Linked DNA regions of Homo sapiens: all the other regions are linked to region 3. A link is a contact called in ENCODE Hi-C data. All regions are on one chromosome and are shown on one strand. The core of a region is the stretch at or near the end of the contact, and the rest is flanking DNA. Distances in the headings are between cores, read along the strand shown.

Region 1 (3,445 bases), core at 758-3,257, 1.4 Mb before region 3:
AATGGCTGTGAGCTGTAGTCCTGCTCTTTGTGGCTCTCTGTCTCTTTCTCCTTATTTCCTCCTTGTAGGTCTGTCTTCTTAGTGTATCTTTATCTTCTTTTACCACTTTCTGCCTTTCTCCTTTTTTCCTCTTTTCCTCTTTCATTTTCTCTTTCTGCTCCTTTGTCTTTTTCCCACTCTCTGCTTTTTCCTTTAATGGATGTTTATGAAACTGAAGAGTATATATTTTAGTATATATAGATTTTAATATTTCTGTATGTGTCCATTCCCAAATTCATTTTTGCTTTTCCAAGTAAAGCTTATAGCCTCATCTCTCCAATCCGTGCACAGGCATGACAGAAACATCCCATTGTTCATCATCTTTTCACTGCCATGACTTTCCACCTTTTGTTGATTGAGGCACGCAAACATATGTTATTGCCAGGTGGAGATCTTATGGACACTCATTGGTGAATAAAAAAAAATTACACATACATACTTTTTATAACTACACTTATTGCAGTGCCTACTAGGAGTTCTTAAAAACTAAATTTTCTTCATATATCATCTGGCATATAGATAGATAGACATGGGGAGAAAGGACGGGTGGAGAGAGAGAAAGAACACTGATTTTTGTTCATAGAGGACAAAGGTAATTTTTCTCAAGAATTCCAAAGTTATAGGGTTAAAAATATATTAAAGAATTCATGCTTAATAGTACTAAACAGAATCACTTCCTTACACATCTCTTCAAAGCTGGGTATATATTTATCTTCTGTAGTATAGGACATCTCTCTCTCTTTTTCTCCTTTCAGTCCTTCTACCATCATCCCCACCTCTCCTCTGCTACCACCCCCTCCAACCTCATTTTTCCTACAGCACCAGGTCAGGAAATAAAAAAGTCCAACAGAGAAAACACTGCCATGCTACTGAATTTAAACCTTCCCCCAAGCCTTTCTTTTTGTACTTTGGTTCTGTTTCCTAGCCTCCTCATGACATATCTGTGACAGAGGGAATGGATAAGGAGCAATAAAGGAAAATCCCTACTGCTCCTACTGTGACTTCTGCCTAATTTCTCTCCAGTAACAGTGACGAGAGAATGAGAGCAGAAGAGACCCAAAAGGAAGAGGAAAGCAAGACCCCGTCGGGCCACTGCTTCTCAGTGTCACTTCCAGCCGCATGTGCTCATTCCACTCAACTTGGTTCCACCTCACCTAACTAGAAAACCCTTCTGTCACATCTTTGCCACACCTTTCTCTTCCTTAAATTTCCTAGCCCTCACTTTCAGCCGTCATTTTGCCCTCAGTCACAGGAGTCACCATCAGCAGCTCAGAGTGGGGAGAGTTTCTATTTTCCTTGGTTGCTTGGTAATCCCCCACTGTTACTGCTGAGGTTCTTTCAGATGTGGGCAGCTGTGTTTCTGGCCTCTTCTATTGAAATTCTAAATATAGTTTCTAACCAAAATATTGTTGTAAGAGTGGCTAGAGTTTGTGGTGCCTCCTTTCAGATATCTTACATAATGAATAGACTTTGGGCCCTGTGAATCCAGCCTCCACCCTGGTGAAGGTGCAACCTCTCTCAGCATACGTTTCCCAAGATCCCCAGAGTCATGATGTCACACAGCTACTGGTCACACTATCTGTGCAAGGTATAGTCATGCTGGATAAAAGCTTTATTTTGGGCTATGCCACTGTTCTTTTATTTTCAGTCTGTGCCCCTGAAATTTTTGCAAGCTCTGCTGGTCCTCAAGCCAACTGGAACACCCAATACAATACATCCTTGTGTAGGAAGAATCAAAATCTTCTCCCACATGTGTCCTTGATGGCTTTTTCCACCTTTGCTTGCTAGCATTTCAGAAAGTTTACTTCCCACAGTCTTACGTATTGCTCTAGACCTTGCTTTTGTCACTTGACTATTGCAAAGATTTTACAAATTTGGATATTTGAAAGGACTTATAAGACTTCACAGAGCATTCTTCTGTGTGGCTTTTATTCAAAGGCACAGGATACGGTGCAGCAAGAGAAAGATACTGTGGCAAGCATTGGGGCCCAGGTGCAAGCTTTCCAGGGGCCTTATTCACACACATAGACTGCCTGTCTTCAGACTGAAACACCAAGATCTATGTGATGCATCTTAGCTTCAGAAAACCTCAAGGCAAAAGTTCCCATCTGGGTTTTTAGACCCCTGTAGTCATGACATCAAGCCAGGCTGTCTTCCTGATTCTGCCAAATGAAAACCATCAGTAAACAAACTGGCCATGCGGGGGACATGAAACTCTCAGGGGGAGTTTCAGACAGTAAACAGCACATCATTAATCTTACTGTTCTTATCTTGGCCAAGAGTCAAAGCTGGACAGCCAGAATTCCCCAGAGGTAAAAATAGAGCTTTTCCAGTCCAGCTATAAATTAACTCTGTCTTACACAGTCATCTATCTTGAAAGACTTTCCATATCAGTTTATATATATTAGTCTCCTTTTTTATAAACTGGTACATCAGATTTCATTAAATGGATGAATCAGAATTTCTTTAACTGGTACCTTATTAATGAATTTAAGGGGTTTCCAGTCATTGGCTCTGACAAACAGAACTGCATAAATATCCTTTTATGTGTGGCCTAATGCATATATACGTACATATTTTGGGGGTACATTCCCATAATTTCTGGTATAAGGATACTGTCAAATTTTCCTCCAAAAAGAGTTGCATCAATTTATTGTCATAAAAGCAAATAGTTTATGAGTGTGGTCAGGGGTCCTCAAGACAACTCATATTCAATAATTTGCTACAAAGACTTGCAGAATTCAGAGAAGCCATTATACTCATGGTTATGGTTTATTATGTCCCTGAAAGGACACAGATTAAAATCAGCAAAGGTAAATGGCGTATAGCAGTGGTCCCCAAACTTTTCGGCACCAGGGACCAGTTTCGGGGAAGATAATTTTTCTGTAGATGTTGGGGGATGGTTTTGGGATGAAACTGTTCCACCTCAGAGCATCAGGCATTAGTTAGATTCTCATGAGGAGCACACACAACCTAGATCCCTTGCATGCACAGTTCACAATAGGGCTTGTGCTCTTATGAGAATCTAATGTTGCTGCTGATCTGACAGGAGACAAAGCTCAGGTGGTAATGGTCGTTCGCCCACTGCTCACCTGCTGCTGTGTGGCCTGGTTCCTCACAGGCCATAGACCAGTACTGGTCCATGGCCTCAGGGTTGGGGACACTTGCTATGCGGCAGGGTCCAGATGAGACCTAGCACAAGCTTCCAGTTGTTCTCTCCCTGTGGAGTCTTAGAAACAGCACTTAATTCTCCCAGCCATAATGTGAGATAATATGAAGTGCTGCAAATCAGGGAAGCTCATCTAGCTTTGATGTCACTGGTTTCTATTGCAGGTTGGTTATATTTACATTCAGTGCCCACATGGCTGACCTTAGTTACTTAGTCTCTGGCCTTTCCAGGGGTCAA
Region 2 (3,134 bases), core at 480-2,979, 1.2 Mb before region 3:
CATCAAAGATCACCATAACCAACATAATAATAATGAAAAAGCTTGAAATGTTGCAAAAGTTACCAAAATGTGACACAGAGACATGAAGTGAGCAAAGGCTATTGAAAAAATGGTGCCAATAGACTTGCTCGATGCAAAAATGCCACAAATCCTCAATTTGTAAAAGATGCAGGATCCACAAAGAGAGATGCACAATAAAATAAAGTATACCTGTGCATATTCCAATATTGTAAACACTGAATATTGATTTAAACAAAACTATAACCAATTTGGATAGAGGAGGAAGAGAGGAAGCATACTTCTGGAACATGCAGTGGGGAAGAAGAAAGCTAAATCTTCACCTTTTATGGTTGGGAGTCAGTAGATTATGCCTGAAACTGAAAAATCAAGAAGTACCAATCCAAGCATGTTATTTAGAGAACTGAGGTAAATGCCTAAAGAATGAGCACAGGTGAAAGTGCTTGCCTCTGAAGAGGAAGAAAGGGAGAGTGTGGGACTGCCGATTTTCGTAAGTTTTGAAAAACTGACTCTTTGAAAACTAGGTACATGATAACCTTGAATAAATTTCATAAATATAAATATGTTTCTATCTCTTCTATATCACTTCACTCACCAGTATTGAGTTTTCAGAGTAACTACTGTATATTAGTATCTAAAAGTTAATTTTCTGTCTTAAAGGCATTAATATGGATGCTAGACTAAATATACAGAAATTCCACTTTTCATAATAATAGCTACCATTACTATGGTCCCAGTATTGTACTAAGCACTTATATTATCTCCAGTCCCCAGAGCAACCATGCAAAGTAGGTACTGTTTCCATTTTACAGATAAGAAATTGATGCTCAAAGAGATTAAATAATTTGCTAGTATGTAGCAGAACTCTCTGATCTCAAAGCCTCTGTTCTTCCTTCCTCCTGGATCCCATCACCTCTTTCTAGAGTTTGCGTTTAAAAGAACTAGGGGCAGGGGGAGGGCAATGTAGCAGTTCAAATAACTCCTCCTTTGGAGGAAGGGCAAGGAAGCAGAAGAGAACCGCTGAAGGATTCAGCAATAGCACTAGGTAGCAGTCTCATGTAACCAAGTTTAACCCACAGTTGAAATTTCCAGTTGGTCATGTGAGCAACGGAAGCAATTTTTAAACTCTGGCCAGGAGCCCCAATGCTTACAAAAATAAAAGCTTTGTTCGGCTCTTATTTTGAAATAAAATAGATGTTCCAGCTGCTCCAACATGGGCCTAAACACTGCAGTGAGAATGCTCAGGACACAAAGTTTTGTGTCCAGAGAAGCCCAGTCATCATTACAAAATTGATCTCTAAAAGGGGTTGGGGGACAGACGGCATAGCTGCTTCCCAAGGAAATGAGTAGGAGGTGACCTGGGTCCTGACTGCCACACTGGCTGGGAGCTTGGACCAGATGATCCTGATGGGTTTCTTCTGAATAAAATTCCGGGTTGTGTTTATCTTGCAGTTTAAATCACTGGGAGCTTCGAGAGTTCTTTGGCTCCTTCCCTTTCTGGAATTATTGTGTGATATAATCAAGACATTTACCTGGCTCTTTAAATCAGTTGGTTTGCCGGCTACAGTGTAGGTAAAGAGTATGTCATAATGGACAATAAAAAGTTGTTTACATACCTCATTTCTGAAAAGTCATGGGCCACTGGCAAGTTAGGAAACGAAAGTGAAATCAGCTGATAGTGACATCAGTCAGAACAAATGTACCAAAGTTCAGAGAGCTGTTTACTAGGCACGACTGCGAAGGCAAGGGGGCACCAGCTCAGGACTGCATCTGCCTGCCATTTCCCTTCCACTCCTCCTTTCTGGAGTCTGACATTAGAAAGCCAGCGAGAAGGAAGATTCAAACAACCAACCCTGATTTCCTGCTTCTCCTTTTCATGAGTGTTCCTGTGGTCTCTGCACCTCCTTTCTGTAAGTACCGATCCTGCAAGCATCACAGCTTACCCAGACGTCTACTACCTTGTAAGACAATTTTGTTTTCTTCTCAGATATTTCATGTTCTGGCAATCCACATAGGGGAACTCACTGGTTGTTCAGTATCTGTGACCCTCCCTCGCTCATGTCTGTATAATCTACATAATCTACCCCCTTTACTCTCTGCTCTCCTTCCTTCCACTCTTCGGCATCAACATGTGTAGCTCTGGCCTCAAAGATGATGAAAGTAAGGCCAGTATAACTGGTTAGAAACGATGCAGGGCTGACTGCACACAGCAGAGTCTTGCACGCAGTGTGTACAAGGACATGGCTGTGGCTTGTGCAATACACTGTTCATCAGAAATAGGTAAACAAAAGCAGGTCACCGACCAACACTAACTAAACCACTATTCAATGGTAGTTACGAACACATCATAAAACTTTAAAATACACACTGAAGATTAATATCAACAGAAAAACTTGTGTTCTTGCCTCAAAGAATGGGACCTAAGAGATGTTTAGATCTTATGTTAGTCATTAGACCAGATTGCTCCTCATGCCCCAGTGGAAATCCATGGTGGTATTTTAGTTCTCTTGATGCATATTTTAAGAGATTTTTTTTAATGTGGGCTTAGTTTCACTAATAACTTCCACTATGCTTCTTCGCCTATAAAATCAAAGGCTCCTTTGAAAGAGGGAAAAGACACATATTTCCTTCTTCCCTCATGATAACTGAAGAGCATTTTTCAGTATCCACTTACCATACCCCATTCCCCAAAATCTCAGGTCTGAGACTCAGTCCATGAGATATTTTTTCAATCTTGCACATATTCCCCTTTCTCAACTTTCTTTCCAGCTTAGTCCCTGCTTTATCTAATTACTAAGGCTGTTTTGAATGCCTGTTTTATAAATTTCTTTTTTTTTCATAAATGTAGCACATAATTCTAAAAATATTTTACTGCAAATAGAGAACAATTGCCTGTAATGTCACCACCCAGAGCTACCACAGCTAACATTAACATTTTCAAATACTTCTTTAGTCTCTTTCTCCTATGCCTCTTTATATGGATGTAGTCACACTATGTAGAGTGATTTTATACCTGCTTTTTCTAAAAGATGCATAGTATTTTATCCTTGATACATCATAGTTTACTTCTGATATTGGACTTTCAAGCTGCTTCCCATTTTGTGCCAAAAGTAATG
Region 3 (3,442 bases), core at 115-2,614:
ACAAAGACACAGAATCAACTTAGGTGCCCAACGGTAGATTGGATAAAGAAAATGTGGTACATATACACCATTGAATACTACACACCCATAGAAAACAATGACATCATGTCCATTGCAGCAACATAGATGTAGCTGGAGGCCATTATTCTAAATGAATTAACACAGGAACAGAAAACCAACTACTGCATAGTCTCACTTAAAAGTGGGAGCTAAACGCTGAGTACTCGCAGACGTAAAGATGGGAACAATAGCCACTGGGGACTCCTGGAGGAGGGAAGGTGGCAAAGGTTGAAAAACTACCTATTGGGTACTAGGGACATGACCTGGGTGACAGATTCAGTCATATCCCAAACCTCAGAATCACACAATTTACCCATGTGTACATGTAACACTGAATCTAAAATAAAAATTGAAGTTAAAAAAAAGTAAATGGAAGCTTGCTTTAAAAAAATATTCTGCCAGAAGGGTTTCTTGGTAAAATAATTGAGAAATGTTCTATATTTTCTCTCCTACTAAATAGAAGATAATATAATACAATTTGGTAATTAAAGCCTCTGAGAAGTCCTTCTTCTATGGTAAAGAAATCCGATCCCTGCCACCCCCACACCTGAAAATCTATAGTCTATAGTAAAAGCTTATTTATTTATCTTCTTATTTTTAGAGACAGGGATGTTGCTGTGTTGCCCAGGCTGGCCTCATACTCCTGGGCTCAAGCAATCTTCCTGCCTCAGCCTCCTTAGTAGCTGGGACTGCGGGTGCACACCACTGCCCCCCTACTATTTATTTACCTTTAAACTTTAACTGCCTACTCTTTCCCCATCCTCCACTATACCACTTCCTTCACCCCCAAGACAGACTGGGTGACTCGTATTACGTGGTGAGATCCTCTTGTCACAGCTGTATAGATCAAGAATCACTTGACCAATAAGAAATTCTCCCTCTGGAATTTTGAACTAGAACTAGGGCATTTGTCAGTTTGGTCTCTCTTGAGCCCAGACACGTAGTTCCAAGATTGAAGTAATTGTTTTAAACATGCGCAAGGGAAGTAGAAAAAGGTGGTTTGCCTAGAGGGAAAAAAATGCCACAGATGACCCCAGAAACAGACATTGGCCATGGGGCTGAACAGAGGCTGAGGCAATTGCTTCCTTGAACTCGTTTGACCCATCTGTTTAGTCTCTTATGATGCCCACCTGTACTTCTTACCTTTGGATTAGTGAGTCTCCCACTAAAGCCTCATTGTGTTTTGTTTAAGCCAGGTAGAGTAGAATTTTTATTACTTGCTTCTGAAAGTACTCAGACTGATGGTGCCCATGGAGACACAGGAAGACCAAATCCCACAACAGTACTGGAAACCAGGTTACCCATATGCCGCATGTGGGAGACATTTCTACTTATTGCTATGAGAATGAGGAACTGAGAAACAGGTGCCTCAAACTGCTCCATCCTTGGGCAAGTTCAGAAGCAGGAAGGAAGAGATATGACATGCCAAAGTTAACTATCTGAATTTAAAGACACGAAAGCAACACCAAACAGAAATTTGGGCAGGCCCTCTGGACTGCTACTTTCCCAGCTTCCCCCACCTGATAGCAGTCCGTTCAGAAAATGCAGTTCGAGTATATAATTAACTGACCCAGGTGAGGGAGCAGGTGGTTGGGGCAGGGTAGGACATAAAATTATAAAACGAGTGATAATTGCCCAGGAGCAGAGAAAGGAAGTGGTATATGTAAGAAAATGTTGTTTTTCATTTATAGTCAAAGAAAAATAGTTGTGAACTGGTTTAAAAATTACAGGATACAAACTCGATTCCAGAAGATCAAAGAACTACCGCTATTCAACAAAGTTGCCCAAGATTAATTTCTAGTAGGTCCTGGTATTGAACTCAGTTATTCATAGCAACCTACCCTCCAGGTTCATATTTGGAAATGGAATCCAATTAACCTGTTAATACACTTGAGGAAAGAGAAGTTCTTCTACATACTTATATCAGGTATTGGCAAAAATGTATCTCCATAGATCTCTGTCTTCATTTAAAGATGAATAAACAAGGAAAAATCAGGTACTACCACCACCCCACAAAAAAAGGCAGTAAAACATAAAAAGAGAAAAAAGGGGAAAGTCTGAAAGTAAAACTCGTCCATTACCACAAAGAGAAAAAACAATAGAAAATAGGTACTTTATATTCTTGCAGAGCTAAAAGAACATTTTTTAAAATAACATAAGGATGGGTCACTATGAGGGGGAAGATGGAAGCAGTGAGTAGCAGAACACATAAAAAGGTAAGGAGAGGCCGGGTGTGGTGGCTCACACCTGTAATCCTAGCACTTTGGGAGGCCAAGGCAGGCGGATCACGAGGTCAGGAATTCGAGACCATCCTGGCCAACATGGTGAAACCCTGTCTCTACTAAAAATACAAAAATTAGCTGGACGTGGTGGTGGGCACCTGTAATCCCAGCTATTTGGGAGGCTGAGGCAGGAGAATCCCTTGAACCCAGGAGGCGGAGGCTGCAGTGAGCCGAGATCATGCTATTGCACTCCAGCTTGGGCGATAGGGTGAGACTCTGTCTCAAAAAACCAAACAAACAAAAACAAACAAAAAAACAAAGGTAAGGAGAGACTGCAAGGATGCAAAATGCCACAGTATGATTGAAATCCTGGGAGAGAGAGGAAAGAGCAGAAGTGACATCATAGGAAATTAGGCTAGTGATAAAATTTGCTTCTGATCTGGTGTAGACACCAGCCTGTGTGACCTGCTTTATTCATTACCTACTGATTGGCAATGACTGAATCTTCCTCCACAGCCTTTATTACTATGTTTTTCCTAATAAGACATCCTTTAAATCCTGAGTCTTCACTGATTTCTTCATAAGGCATTTTGTTGACTACAGACTCCTTACAATACTAGAAGAGAAGAATTAGGATGTTTCAACACAAACAAAAGGTAAATGTTTGAGGTGATGGATATCCCAGTTACCCTGATTTGATCATTACACGTTGTATATATGTATGAAATATCACATGTACCACCCAAATACGTACAGCTATTTTATATCAATAAAAAAGACATTTTGAACTTGACTACTGGGTGAAAGTTGCTACCACACTCTCTTCTCTCTGAACCCTAGGTATTTTCTCTTCTGTTTTCTCTGTGCACAATCAGCATTATTTTCTACGTGCTGTAGCAAAGAAAGAAGTATTTCCAAACTTCTTTGTTGAGAACATCTATGTTTTCTTTTTCTTTCTTTCTTTTTTTTTTGAGACAGTATTTCACTCTTGTCACCCAGGCTGGAGTGCAGTGGCACAATCTCGGCTCACTGAAACCTTTGCCCCTCCCCGGGTTCAAGCGATTCTCCTGCCTCAGCCTCCCGAGTAGCTAGAATTACAGGCACATGCCACACACCTGGCTAATTTTTTGTGGTTTTATTAGAGACGGGGTTTTGCAGTG

Evidence for each region. Hi-C counts contacts between places; a loop is a spot of excess contacts on that map. Pooled maps may share reads with other maps.
Region 1: a loop to region 3 is called in a map with no recorded cell type, with 20 times the contacts of the local background. The contact joins two enhancer-like sites. A Hi-C loop is called at or near these places in 7 of 37 single-sample maps with no recorded cell type and 4 of 50 pooled maps.
Region 2: a map with no recorded cell type shows a loop between it and region 3 (13-fold over the local background). The contact joins the promoter of TMEM140 here to the enhancer-like site in region 3. A Hi-C loop is called at or near these places in 4 of 37 single-sample maps with no recorded cell type and 1 of 50 pooled maps.

Annotation. Positions count from the first base shown.
Region 1 is chr7:134,994,149-134,997,593 of GRCh38, forward strand. The region is part of intron 4 of AGBL3 (AGBL carboxypeptidase 3); the gene reads left to right. Among named protein-coding and RNA genes, the nearest start is that of AGBL3, 9.4 kb to the left of the region's middle. RefSeq lists enhancers at 1,393-1,512, 1,893-1,972, 2,173-2,242. Within about 2 kb of position 2,008, at least 3 of the 41 ENCODE cell types and tissues checked have a DNase peak (open chromatin) inside an H3K27ac peak, as active enhancers do.
Region 2 is chr7:135,146,343-135,149,476 of GRCh38, forward strand. TMEM140 (transmembrane protein 140) reads left to right here and starts at 1,730. Exons shown (of 2, transcript NM_018295.5): 1 at 1,730-1,928. It also overlaps a transcript of CYREN not described here. RefSeq lists an enhancer at 1,509-2,008.
Region 3 is chr7:136,358,132-136,361,573 of GRCh38, forward strand. All of the region lies in intron 4 of LOC105375523 (a long non-coding RNA gene), which reads left to right. Among named protein-coding and RNA genes, the nearest start is that of MTPN, 380 kb to the left of the region's middle. RefSeq lists an enhancer at 1,537-1,636. Within about 2 kb of position 1,365, at least 2 of the 41 ENCODE cell types and tissues checked have a DNase peak (open chromatin) inside an H3K27ac peak, as active enhancers do.